2 separate regions of the Homo sapiens genome follow, and region 2 is linked to region 1. The links are chromatin contacts, found by Hi-C or POLR2A ChIA-PET in ENCODE. All regions are on one chromosome and are shown on one strand. The core of a region is the stretch at or near the end of the contact, and the rest is flanking DNA. Distances in the headings are between cores, read along the strand shown.

Region 1 (6,879 bases), core at 2,454-4,953:
ATTCTCTGTCTGAAAGGTCACATATCTCTGTTCTTCTAGGATAGGCTTCTGGTGGCTTATCCAGTTCATTTGGTGAGGTCATGGTTTCCTGAATGGTGTAAATGCTAGTCGATGCTCTTTGGGGTCTGGGCATTGAAGAGTTAGGTATTTATTGTAGTCATTACTGTCTGAGCTTGTTTGTACCCACCCTTCTTGGGAAGGCTTTCTAGATATTCTAAAGGACTTGACTATTGTGATCTAAGCTGTATCTGCTTTAGGGGGCACCCCAAGCCCAGTAACACTGTGGTTCTTGCAGACTCATGGAGGTACACCTTGATGGTCTTGGACAAGATCCAGAAGAATTCTCCAGATTACCAGGCAGAGACTTTTGTTCTCTTCCCTTATGCTCTTCCAAACAAACAAAATCTCTTTCTGTTTGGAGCCACCTGGAAGTGGGAGTGTTGTGACACAAGCATCCCTGTGGCCATCACCCCCAGGACTACACTGGGTCAGACCTGAAGCCAGCACAGCACTGGGTCTTACCAAAGTTCTGCTGTAACCACTCTCTGGCTACTGCCTATGTTTGCTCAAAGCCCTGGGGTTGTACATTCAGCAGGTGGCAAGCCAGTTAGGCCTGTGTTCTTCCCTTTAGGGTGGCAAGTTCTCCCAGGCCCCAGGCATGTCCAGAGGTGCCATCTGGGAGCTAGGGACTACAGTCAAAAACCTTAGAAGTCTACTTAGTGTTCTATTATACTGTGACTGAGCTCACACTCAAACCACAAGATGCAGTCCCTTCCCACTCTTCCCTCCCCTTTTCAAAGGCAGAGGAGCCTCACCCCATGGCCACCATCACCAGAAGCCCATATAGAGTAATACCAAGCTAGCACTGATGTTCCTTTAAGGCCCAAGGACTCTTCAAGTCAGCTTGTGGTGAATCCTGCCTGGCCTGGGACTCACCCTTCAGGGTGATGGGTGCTTCTCTGACCTGAGGGAGGTCCAGAAATGCTTTCTAAGAGCTAAATCCTGAAATTGGGAACCCCAAGAGCCCACTTGGTGCTCTACCCTGCCGTGACCAAGCTGATACCTGAGATGCAAGAGAAAGTCCCTTTTACTTTTCCCTCTGCTTTTTTGAAGTGGAAGGAATCTTGTCCAATAGGTACCACCAGCTGGGAATGTGCTGAGTCTCACCTGAAGCCAGCAAGTCTCAGAGTCTCATCCAAGGCCCTTGACATAGTACCTGGATATCGCTGCTGGTTATTCAGGGCCCAAGGGCTCTTCAGTTAGCAGGTGATGAATTCTTTCAGGACTGGGTCTTTCCTTTCAAAGCATCAGGTTCCCTTGCCCAGGGTGTGTCTAGAACTGTCAAGGGAGCGAGGGCCTGGAATGGGGGCCTCACAACTCTGACTGGTGCCCTGTCCTCCTATGGCTGAGCTGATATCCAAGATGATAGCCTTCCCCACTCTTCCCTCTCCCCTGCTTTCCTCTCCTATTCCCCCCTCTCCTCTCCTCTCCTCTCCTGTCCTCAAATAGAGGGAAAGGGTTGCTTTTGGAGCCACAAGCTGTACATTCTGGGGTTAGGGATAGGGTGATGCCAGCACTCCTTTAGCCACCCCAGCTGGTGTCTCAGTAGGTCATGGAACCCCCAGTCCACTGTCTCTGAGCCCAGTTCAGCAGTAGGACTCACCTAAGGTTTGCTTGTCTATTTAGGGCCCTGGAACACTTTAGCCCATGGTGGTGAGGCTTGTGGGAACTCAGGTAGGGACCACTGGGATTGGCCATTCTCCTCCGGCTAGGACTAGTTTAAATGCTCCCTCTGTGGGTGGGTGTCAGCTGAGTTTGGTCTGGTTTTGTTTTCTGTTAAACAGGGAAGCACTGACTAGATTGTCTCACAGTTGCTGCCATCTCCTGCTCCCCAGCATACAGAAACGCTCTCTGCACCAGACTGCCACTGCTGGAGGATGGGGGAGGGGTGGCATCAGCAATTCAAGACTGTTTTTCTTATCTCTCCGGTGCCTGTTTTAATGATATGAAGTTAAAACCAAGTACTGTGAGTGGTCATCTGATTTTTGGTTCTGATGAAGGTGCTTTTTTGTGTGTAGATAGTTATTAAATTGGTGTCCTCGCAGCAAGAAGTATTGGTGGAGCCTTCTATTCTGCCATCTTGCCTCAAATTTTCTTTTGATGATGATACTAGATTTTGAGAACGGAAGAACCAACTAGAGCAATTACCAGAATTGTGTATTAAAAGAACAGCGTATTGTGTTTTCCCTGACATTTAAGCTATCTATTTAATGCTTAACTATTGTGGTGTGGAATGATGGTTTAAATCAGGAAATCAATCATTTGACTTCAGGTCTGGAACTTTTGTTTTTCCTGAATGGGTATAAAAGGAAGAGTGCTGAAGAAATGTCTAACAATATGCAGGAAGAGGTAATGCCTTTTCCCCACCTTCTCTTCAGTCACCTAAAATAAAGCTTATCATGTAATTTATTCATATTGGAGTGCCCCAAGCTATCCCCTGAATTTATTTACAATTCTAACATATGTTATTCATTCATTAAACAAATAATAAATTGAGCACCTACTATATGTCAGCTTCCTATCTAGTTGTTGGGATTATAACTGCAAGAAAAATAGAAACAGTTCCTGCCCTAATGAATCTTACATTGTATGGGGGATATAGATAATTAAACCAATGGCCGGGTGTGATGGCTTACACCTGTAATACCCAACAAATGTAATAAAATATCGTAAGTGCCATTACTGGGGAGGAATTAAAGAAGCACATGGCAGGGAGACCTAAACTAGTACAGGCAATCAGATAAGTCTTCCCTCACGAAGTGATATTTTAGCCAGGCAAAAGATAATGCCTCTCATTAAGATAATAGAGGAGGAAGAGCAGTTATGTCAGGTGTAAGAAAAATAAAAATGATTTTTTCAACATTCATAGGTTCTTAGCTGGAATGGACCCCTGTACCAAAAGATAAATTAACAAGAGAAAAACAAATTTATTAACATGTATATTTCATACATGAAGCATACACTTGGAGAATAAGTAGTTCTCAAAGAGGTAGCTTTGAATTCCAGCTTATATATCATCTTCAACAAAGAATGGTCAACTTTTGGAGAAGTGACAAGACAAAGGAAAAAGGCTTTGAATCTCTAGAGGTGGAAACTTGAGGGAAGGCAAATAAATGGCAGGTAAAGGCTAGTTAGTAAAGCTTATAGATTCCTCTAGTAGCATCTACAGGCCAATAAGGGCTTACACTGTCTTGTTTTCTCTGATAGAGAAAGGACAGGATATCTTTTGTCTCTGTAAATTTATGTCCTGATTTTAAGCAAATAGAGGGAGAGCAGGGAGCTTTCCTGCATCTGCTGCTTAATTGCCTTCAGCTCAACTATGATTCATATTATGGCGTGGCACAGGAAAGATGGATTTTATTCTAGATCTGTTGAATAGGCTTATGGCACCTAGGCACAAGCGATATTTTGGTGGCATTGAGATGTATCTTTGTCTTGAGCTCACAAGAAAGGTCAGACTTGGGACTCTTCACCCTGTGGATAGTAAAGGAAGCCGGAGGAATAAATGAGTTCACCTAGTCAGAGGGCATGGAGTGAGAAGAAAGGACACCTAGAGAAGAATCCCGACAGACAAAACATCCAGAAACAGGCAGAAGAAAATAAAAGCTGGCAAAACAGCGGGAAGAAATCCAAGGGTATGGCATGCCAGCAGTGAAGGGAGAGGAGAGCTTCAGGGAGAGAGAGAACATTGAGTGCTCGGGAAAGCCAAGTAAAATGACAACGGAGAAATGTTAATTAGATTCCAACAAGCAGCTCCTTGATAAACCTGGCAAAGCCAGTTGGAGCAGAGTGTTAGAAAACAGAATACAGATTGCTAAAGAGTGGGAGCTGAATTAGGAGAAACATCCAGTACAGACAACTTACCCAAGAAGTTTGTGAATGGGGATTGAAAGAGGTAGAGGCTGAACGAGAGGGCAAGAAAAAAAATGAATTGCATAAGCAATAGGTGAAGCCGGATGAAACCCAAAGAGACTCTGTTCTTTGTTTTGTCCTTTTAATGATATTAACTTGAGCATATTCACATTTCGATGGGATAGAGAGTGTAGAAAAGAAGCGGATAAAAATAAAAGCAGGAGAGAGCAGGAGTCGGGGGAAGGGGCAGAGGTTGGGAGAAGGAAATGAAAATAGCCATAAATTATAACAATACTACAGGAGATAGGATCCAGAGCACAGGTTTTACTGCAAGGAATGAGGAAAAGACTGGTGCAGATGTTGACCATGGTTTGTAGATGTAATTGCAGGGAGTTGAGAGGATTTTGTTACACGGGTTCTCAAACCTCGTAAGATTCAAGATAAGAAATCTGAAAGTGTGGACTTACTTGGGGCAAATACATTGACAGTAATAAAAAATAACAGTTGGCCAGGCGCGGTGGCTCACGCCTGTAATCCCAGCACTTTGGGAGGCCGAGGCGGGCGGATCACGAGGTCAGGAGATCGACACCATCGTGGCTAACATGGTGAAACCCCGTCTCTACTAAAAATACAAAAAATTAGCTGGGCGTGGTGGTGGGCACCTGTAGTCCCAGCTACTCGGGAGGCTGAGGCAAGAGAATGGCGTGAACCCGGGAGGGAGAGCTTGCAGTGAGCCGAGATAGTGCCACTACACTCCAGCCTGGGCAACAGAGTGAGACTCCGTCTCAAAAAAAAAAAAAAAGTAACAGTTGATCACAAAAGATACTCAATTCATTTATTTAACAACATTCAGCTAGTACTATAATAGGTTTTATAAGTGTTACCAGAAACGTGTTTCAATCCAGACCCCAGGAGAGGGTTCTTGGATCTCCCGCAAGAAAGAATTTGAGGTGAGTCCATAGGGTAGAGTAAAAGCAAGTTAATTAAGACAGTAAAGGTATAAAAGAAATGGCTACTCCATAGGCAGAGCAGCCCTTTGGGCTGCTGGTTGCCCATTTTTATGGTTATTTCTTGATTATATGCTAAACAAGGGGTGGATTATTCATGCTTCCCCTTTTTAGACCGTATAGGGTAACTTCCTGACATTGCCGGGGCATTTGTAAACTGTCATGGCGCGGGTGAGAGTGTAGTAGTGAGGACAAACAGAGGCCACTCTCTTCCCCATCGTGGTTTTGGTGGGTTTTGGATGGCTTCTTTACTCTAAACCTGTTTTATTAGCAAGGTCTTTATGACCTGTAGCTTGTGCCGACCTCTTATCTCATCCTGTGACTTAGAATGCCTAAACATCTGGGAATGCAGCCCAGCAGGTCTCAGCCTTATTTTACCCAGCCCCTATTCCAGATGGAGTTGCTCTGGAATCACATGTCTCTGACATAAGAATACTTCAGTAAAAAACTCATTGTCTTGGCCGGGCACGGTGGCTCACGCCTGTAATCCCAGCACTTTGGGAGGCCGAGGCAGGCAGATCATGAGGTCAGGAGATCGAGACCATCCTGGCTAACACTGTGAAACCCTGTCTCTACTAAAAATACAAAAAATTAGCCAGAGTGGTGGCATGCGCCTGTAGTCCCAGCTACTTGGGAGGCTGAGGCAGGAGAATTGCTTGAACCCGGGAGGCGGAGGTTGCAGAGAGCCAAGATCACGCCACTGAACTCCAGCCTGGGCAACAGCAAGACTCCGTTTCAAAAAAAAACAAAAGAAAACAAAAAAACAAAGAACCCATTGTCTTAATCTTATGAACAAGTAAGAAAAAACAGGCTTCCTGCTCTCAGGAAATGGTGGCTCCCCAATTCATCTATTTGCTTCCAAAAGAAACCCAGGAATCAACATTGATTCCTTCCTTTCCCTCCCCTATGCCCCACCATCCCCTCGCTCCAGAAAACACACCACACAAATAAATATATACATACCATACTCAATTCACTGGGGAGCCTGTCAATTCTCCTTCCAAAACAGATCTGGAATTTGACTTCCATTTCCATCTTTTCTGTCTCAACCTTGATCCAAGCCACTAGTGTTTTCCACCTGGAACTAATGCAATCACCGTCTAACTGGTCTTCTCTCCATATCTACCTTGGTCCCTTTCGGTCCATTCTCTATACAGCATCTATAACATAGATCAGATCATTATTCTCCCCTACTTAAAACCTCCCAATGATTTCCAACTGCTCAGAAATAAAATTCCAGATCCTAGCCATGTCCTGTGTAGAAGCAGAGGGAAAGCTTCCCTTTCACCCTCTCTGAAGGCTCACTGAAATGAGCTGACAATAGACACTATCAGGATAAGAAACATACAAATTTATTTACGGGCACATGGACACAGGAGTTCGGCAAATATGAGACCCAAAGAAGGGCCAGAGATTTGAGACTTAAATACCCTCTTTATAGTGGAGAAGAAACATGGGGGATGTAGGTAATCCTGATGGGTAGTAAATGCTTTTCAGGGGAAATGCATGGGCCCAAAGAGCAAACAACTTGGCTAGGACGAAGTTCCTCTGAGCTCTGGGGGAGGTGGTGGCAATTTGTGGGAAGTGAGAGATAGAATTTCACTGTGAACAAAGGTGGCCTTATTATGCAGATGAAGTCTCCCAGGCAATCTCTGGGAGCTGCCCTCAGAAAAGTAGATGAAAACTCTATCTGGGTGTGGTGATGACTTTTAGTCTTTTTACCTGCTCTGGTCATTAATCTTTTCTGATTATTTGATGAGAATTCTAAAGGAGAAAGTTTTAAGACAATTGCATTTCTTCTGGAAGAACTTCCCTTAATGGCATAAAGGGACTTCAGAGAAAGCCCCTGTCTGTGCTTCAGGAAAGAAGGGATCAGAGCAGGGGCAGAGAGAGACCTTGGTTCTGAGGCTTGTTTCTGAGGCCTTTTCCTTCCTTCCTTCTCTCCCTCTCTATTTCCTTC
Region 2 (6,879 bases), core at 3,042-5,541, 34 kb before region 1:
GCCCCGGGAGCAAGAGATAAGCACTCTGTGGCTTAGGTATAGAGCTGCTGTCAGGTTGCACCTGCATGAAGTTGGAATCCATGTAGATTTCATGACTGGCCGTTTGTTCCAGCAACATCTGCTGCTGCAAAGGCAACATAATGATAAAAGGATCAGTCCATCCAGAAGCCATAACAATTTTAAATTGTATGTACCAAACAGAGCCTAAAAATACATAAAGCAATAACTGATAGAGATGAAGTGAAAAATAGACAAACTCCCAACTATAGCTAGGGACTATAACACTCCCTCTCAGTGACTGATAAAACTACTAGACAGAAATTGGCAAAGATATAGAAGAGGCGAGCAATTCAACCAATAGGATCTAACTGACATATATGAAACACACCGCTGCACCACCCACTAGTAGAATATTTTTTCCCCCAAATGCTCAAGGGGCATTCACCAAGATAGACCATATGTATGGCCATAAAACAAATTTAAAAGAATGAAAGTCATACAGAGTGTTGCTCTCCAACCATAATGGAATGAAACTTAAATAAAACATGGATGTCTCTAAATATGTAGAAAATAAACATACTTCTAAATAAACCATGGATAAAATATGAAGTTAAGGCAAATAAAAATACACAGAAGTTAATGAAAATGAAAATGCAATATATTAAATTGTAGGTGATGCAGCTCAAGCAATGCTAAGGGAGATTTATAGCACTATAGGTTTATATTAGACATGAGAAAAGGTCTTAAAACAGTCCAACTTGTTACCTCAAGAAACTGGAAAAAGATAAAGTAAACCCAAAGCAAGCAGAAGGAATAAAACATCAGCAGAAATCAATGAAATTAAAAACTAGAAAACAATAGAGAAAAAAACAAGTGAAACAAAAATCTGGCTCTTCGAAAAAAGTCAATAGAATTGATAAACTTCTAACAAGACTGATAAATAGAGAAAAGATACAATCACAAGTATCAGGAATAAAATAAGAGACATCAATATTAATTTTGCAGCTATCAAAAAGATAACAAGCAAATACTACAAATAACTTTTTGTTCATGAATTTGTCAACTTAGAAGAAATGGATCGATTTCTCAAAAGCTACTAAAACTCCATCAAGAGGAAATAGATAATATGAGTAGCTGTGTGACGATTAAAGAAATCAAATTTATAATTTAAGAGCTTATAAAGAAGAAATCTCCAGGACCAAATGGTTTGCTGGGGAATTCAACCAATAATTTAAAGAAGAATTAACACCAGTATTTCACAATCTCCTCCATTTTATGAGGCCAGTTATTACCTGATACAAAACCAGAAAAATGCATGTTCTGCATTTATGGTCATTATGCTTCCCATGTTAAGTGAAACCGTTCGTTTCCTAAGGCTGCTGAAAAAAAAAAAAGCACCACAAACTGGGTGGCTTTCAACAGAAATTTATTCTCTCACAGCTCTGGAGGCTAGAAGTCTGAAATAGAGATGTCAGCAGGATCATGCTGTCTCTGAAGGTTCTAGGGGAGAATCTGTTCCATGTGTTTTGTTGTCTTCTGATGTTAGCTGCAATCCTTGCTGATACTTGGTTTGTAGACCCATCACTCTGATCTCTCTTGTTATCACTTGGCATTCTCCTTTGTGTGTGTGTTTTCCTTCTCTCATAAGAACAGTCATTGGATTAGGACTCACCCTAATCCAGTGAGGTCTCATTTTAACTTGATTACATTTTCAAAGACCCTATTTCCAACTATATTCAATTCATGGGTGCCAGGAGTTAGGATTTCAACATACTTTTCTGGGGGACATAATTCAACCCACAGCACCATCTGAATAAGTAGAACAACATTTGAAGAAAAGCTTTGTTTAATGTGATTTCATTAATTAAAAAAAGAGGCACAGATAGTTGATGCCAAATTTAAAGATTTACTTTTAACAGAAATCACATCTATGTAACCATGATAAACAATCAACATCCTCCAAAATGCAATTACAAATGCAATCCTGTTATCAGGAGCAATGTTACTGCAAGCAAAGGAAATACAAACAGTTGTCCAATTTCAGTTGCTTTATCTATGGTTTCAATGATTGTTTACAACCATTTACTTGCAATGCCTGAATGTCATCAAAACAAGAGACTGTTCATGAATTCCTTTCATTCTGAGGTGGTTGAACTGCAGGCATTTACTATCTCACTCCCTCCTTCATAGACTCACACTTTCTCATCTTCACCCACCAAGCAGCAAGTGTATCTATCAGTCAAACAGGAAAACAGAAGCCACTTCAAGGATTTGCAACAGGTGAAATTTAACACAATAAATTGTTCACAAATAACAGAGTAAATGAAAGGAAAAAAAGTGGTGAGGCAACGTAGAAATGAGGAAAAACCGGAACTGACTACAATTCTTAACCTAGAAGGTCAAAGGAAAGAAGCAATTCTCAGAGCCCAGGGGGAGTTGAAAGAGGCTGGAAACATAGCAGAAGTTGGGTTTCAGGAAGGAATGGAACCATTGCCAAAGCTGTACCTAAGGCTAAGAAGGCGATGGAGAGAGATCCTAACTTCTCCCCACCCTCCAATCTGATCTCTGACCCTTGTCTCCTATTGGTCAAATCCAGCCAGAAATCACCTTTGTAGAGGCCAAGGGAACGCAGCTTTATGAGGAAGGGCAGAGCAAGAAAAGGGCAAGAAGTCTGTTGGGAAATAATGCCCGGGTCCTGCACATCTTACTCCTCTCACCAAACTTTACTCAGGCAACTCTTCTACCAGTGACACTTTTTGTATTGCCTTTTTATTGGCATGTATGATGTCTAATATTCTACTGCTTATGTGTTTGCTGCTATGTAGAAGGAAGATAGCTCATATTTGTTGAACCCTGAAAACAAACATACCCAGCTAATGAATTCATTGTTAAGTAACTAGGAATCACAGTTTAATATGCTATTATACAAAAACCTCTTGTGAATTGCTATAGGTGTTTAAGAGTTTGTTTTTGTTGTTTTTTAGTAGAATTTAGAGGAATGGATTAGGATCTGGAAATGGAATGGGAACACATTTTTCTTATTTAAAGTAATAGCTCCTGCATTTCCAAAATTCTCTGCCACCAAGTTTTGGGAAACAAATTAAGAGTCAGAAATTAAGAGATGCATGGACTTGCCTAAATCTGCTAACAAGTTTTTCAAATTGGGTCTGTAGAGTCCTCTTTCTAACTCTTGATTTATATTTTATTTCTTCCAAGATTTTAGAGATAACCTATAGCCTAGACATTTTCTACTTGGATATATGCTAAGCCTTGCTTTTTTTTTTTTTTTTTTTGAGACAGAGTCTCGCTCTGTCGCCCAGGCTGGAGTGCAGTGGCATGATCTCAGCTCACTGCAGCCTCCGCCTCCCAGATTCAAGCGATTCTCCTGCCTCACTTTCCTGAGTAGCTGAGACTACAGGCGTGTGCCATCATGCCCAGCTAAGTTTTGTATTTTTAGTAGAAGCGGGGGTTTCACCATGTTGCCCAGGCTGGTCTCGAACTCCTGAACTCAAGTGATCTGCCTGCCTCAGCCTCCCAAAGTGCTGGGATTACAGGCATGAGCCACCATGCCCAGCGAAGTCTTGCTTTTGATCACTATTTATAAAGGATTTTTTTGTATCAGATTCATTTAAAACATCAGTAGGCAAATTAGGTTACCGACCCTATTATGAGTTAGATCATCACTGCCTTGAGACCTAGATCTATTTGAAATTTTTTTAAAAGGTTACAATGTTTTCTGCTGTGAACTCCTGTCCTCAAGCAATTCTCCTGCCTTAGCTTTCCTAGTAGCTAGAACTACAGGCATGTGCCGTCATGCCTCGCTCTTGTTACTGAATTCTTACATTCACATATAACTTCACTTAGGATGGAAGAGTGCTAAAAATAGTAATAATTTTTATTTCCTTTAAATCAAAGTTATACAAATTAAGAGAAAAATAACGTGTTTGGGTAGGACATTTATTCTCTGAATAATGTCCTTTATCATGTCATATGTTTAAAAACAAAGTTTATGGAAAGAACAGTGATATAAAATTTTATATATGGGACAAAGCCAATAGAGTCATCATTCTTCACGAGAATGGTGATCCTGATACTAGGAAGCCAGGAATATTGCAGACATTGCATTCCAATCACAGCCTTGCCTCAGTATTCTATGATTTCACAAAAGTGAGACAAGGGGCCAGTGTCAGTAGTCCCCTCTCTGCCAACACAACTGATAATATCAAAGAGAATAAACGTAGCAGCAAGAAGGGTTTGGCCTCCAGGCATGTCAAAGAAGTTACAGAAACACACATGGAAGGCCCTGGTTCAAAGCATACTATCAAACACCTGAAAGCAACATGTGGCAACTTGCAAGGTAGCTGCTGGTTCACAAATTGGACACCAATACAGCAGTGGGAGAGGAAGGATGAGTACTCAGTGGAGAGACTCTTCCAAACAAAGGCTAACCGCATCTTCTAGGGATCATTTGGTGGGCTAGTCCTAGGTGGGCTCAGGTGCTCTATTTAAGAATCATAGCACAATTACACAGCCATTTTCAAACACTGTGACTACAGTGCCACCAATATGACACCTTTCAAGCCTCATACTTGAATTTCTACAGCTGGGTTAAAAGCCATATCCCACACTAAGAGGGTGTGACATAGTCTTGGCCACAGACTGGGTTCTAGAAGGTGAGTATCTGGAAAATGTGGTCAAACTAACTGCCACAGAACATACTTTAAGAAGTTGAGTAGGAATATATTAGGGGACAAAAAATGTCAAACCCTAGCTTTCTGCTAATATGTAGTTCCTTGCTCCATAGACCTCAAGTCATTTTCATGTGCTAGGGAGAAAGATGACTAACACAGTTATCTGCCTCTTAAGAGTTATTACATCTAGTAACAGACTCTATTATATTGTATTTTAATGTTGGAATATGAAGTATTTACCAAGACCTGTGGCAATACAAAACAAATGTGTGACGGTACTGCATGAAGTAGAGGGTATTCTGGCACTTGAGGTCTATGCATTCTCTAAACATGACCAAATTGCTCAATACACTGCCGGGTATTATCTAGTACACCCTTAGGTGTTAAAAAAAAGTCTCACTGGGCTATTCATGCTCAGTAATATGAGCATGAAAATGAGCAAGGATATGACAGCTCAGGCTGTCATAGGATCCAGAATTTACATCAAAAAAACTAGACATTTAGAACAGTACGTTTCCATATTATATCTCGGGATGTGATGCAGGTTTTCCCAAGGCCCTGTGGAGCTCTGTCTGAAGCACGAAACTACTTGCAGGGAACAGAAGAAAGCCTTTTGGTGAGGACAAAATATTGCCTAATAGGTTGAGCAAGCCCAAGACAAATGAACATAGCATGACTCCTGAGAAATGAGGTACCTCAGCTTACAACACTCCAAACTTTGGGATCCTGTTCCTTCTCAGGTGATAGAAGATTGGCCCATGCTATAAAATCCCAAGTATTCCTTCAGAGTAAGAAGCAACTAACAGTACTTGAGGCTAACAGTGGATATTCAACTTAGGTGATTAATTTCCTTAGATCAAGACATCCCAATATTCCAATATAAAAATAAAAAACAAAATACCAATGCCAATTTCCTGGTTTTGACATTGTACTAGAGTTATGCCAATGCTACTATTAGGAGAAATGGATGAAAAGTACATGGGACTCTCTGTTCTATTTTTGCAACTTCCCAGGAGTCTATGATTACTTAAAAAATGTTTTTTGAAGTAATAGAGTCAGAGATCTTGCCCAAAGTCATAGACCTTTCAAAAACTTATAATTAGATCCTAGGATAGAATAACTTGTTTGATTAACTAGCCTTACGAAACATGCTACCACAGTAGAGATCACCTTGACCCATGAGCTACAGGCCAAAATAAGCGATCTATTACATTAGGGGTTCTTAAGTTGGGGGTCTGTAATATCCACGAGGTGTTTCAGCTTGATTTAGAAAGCATTTATCTTTATTTTTAGTAACCTCCAACTTAAATTTAATACTTCCTTTAGCTAATATATTCAAACCACAGCACCATTAGCAGAACCTGTGAATTGTGAATTTGTCACAATAGAAATCAGCTATTTTCATTTCACATTACCTTGTTGCAGATTTCAAATTACAACTTGTGCTTATCATTATTTCAAAACTATGGTAGTAAATAGACTGGCCACCAGATCTTATATGACTGCTTTCTTTGTGTCTACAGACAGTAAAACGTAGTCGCTCAACTCTGCGTCAGTAAGATATTCAGCTACTAAACAACAAAGGAGAAAGTTATTTCATGGGTAATCGAGGCAGTCACGTTGCTTTCGAGTACTCCCTATCTACATTTTTTTTTTTTTTTGAGATGGAGTCTCGTTCTGTCACCCAGGCTGGAGTGCAGTGGCGCCATCTCAGCTCACTGCAACCTCCGTCTCCCAGGTTCAAGTGATTCTCCTGCCTCAGCTTCCCGAGTAGCTGGGACTACAGGTGTACACCACCATGCCCAGCTAATTTTTGTATTTTTAGTAGAGACGGGGTTTCACCATGTTGGCCAGGCTAGTCTCCAACTCCTGCCCTCAGGTGATCCACCCACCTCAGCCTCCCAAAGTGCTGGGATTACAGGTGTGAGCCACTGCGCCCAGCTACAGTTTTTTTTTTAATCTATTCACTAAAGGTGGCAAGTCATTCTCATTAAGTTGTTGCAAAACTAGCACTCAAATGAGAGCTCTTAACTCTCAAATGAGAGCTCTTAACTCTCCATAAGGCAGCATGACTTTCATAACAGAGAGTACATAGACTACAAGGGTGGACCAGGCAAGTTCAAACACATCTAACAGTTGCAGTAACTTCAAATAATACGTTTAACAGTTATTACTAATAGATTAAACA

Evidence for each region. A loop is a pair of places that touch in the nucleus more often than their neighbours do. ChIA-PET counts read pairs that join two places held with the same protein, here RNA polymerase II (POLR2A). Pooled maps may share reads with other maps.
Region 2: POLR2A ChIA-PET joins it to region 1 with 20 read pairs in MCF 10A. The contact joins two enhancer-like sites. A Hi-C loop is called at or near these places in 1 of 168 maps with a recorded cell type or tissue (breast epithelium) and 1 of 50 pooled maps. POLR2A ChIA-PET finds 5 or more read pairs at or near these places in 2 of 52 experiments (K562 and MCF 10A).

The regions. Positions count from the first base shown.
Region 1 is chrX:43,612,073-43,618,951 of GRCh38, forward strand. No RefSeq gene overlaps it. Among named protein-coding and RNA genes, the nearest start is that of MAOA, 41 kb to the right of the region's middle. Within about 2 kb of position 3,704, at least 2 of the 41 ENCODE cell types and tissues checked have a DNase peak (open chromatin) inside an H3K27ac peak, as active enhancers do; they include breast epithelium, where a contact is called at or near this core.
Region 2 is chrX:43,577,025-43,583,903 of GRCh38, forward strand. No RefSeq gene overlaps it. Among named protein-coding and RNA genes, the nearest start is that of MAOA, 76 kb to the right of the region's middle. Within about 2 kb of position 4,292, at least 2 of the 41 ENCODE cell types and tissues checked have a DNase peak (open chromatin) inside an H3K27ac peak, as active enhancers do; they include breast epithelium, where a contact is called at or near this core.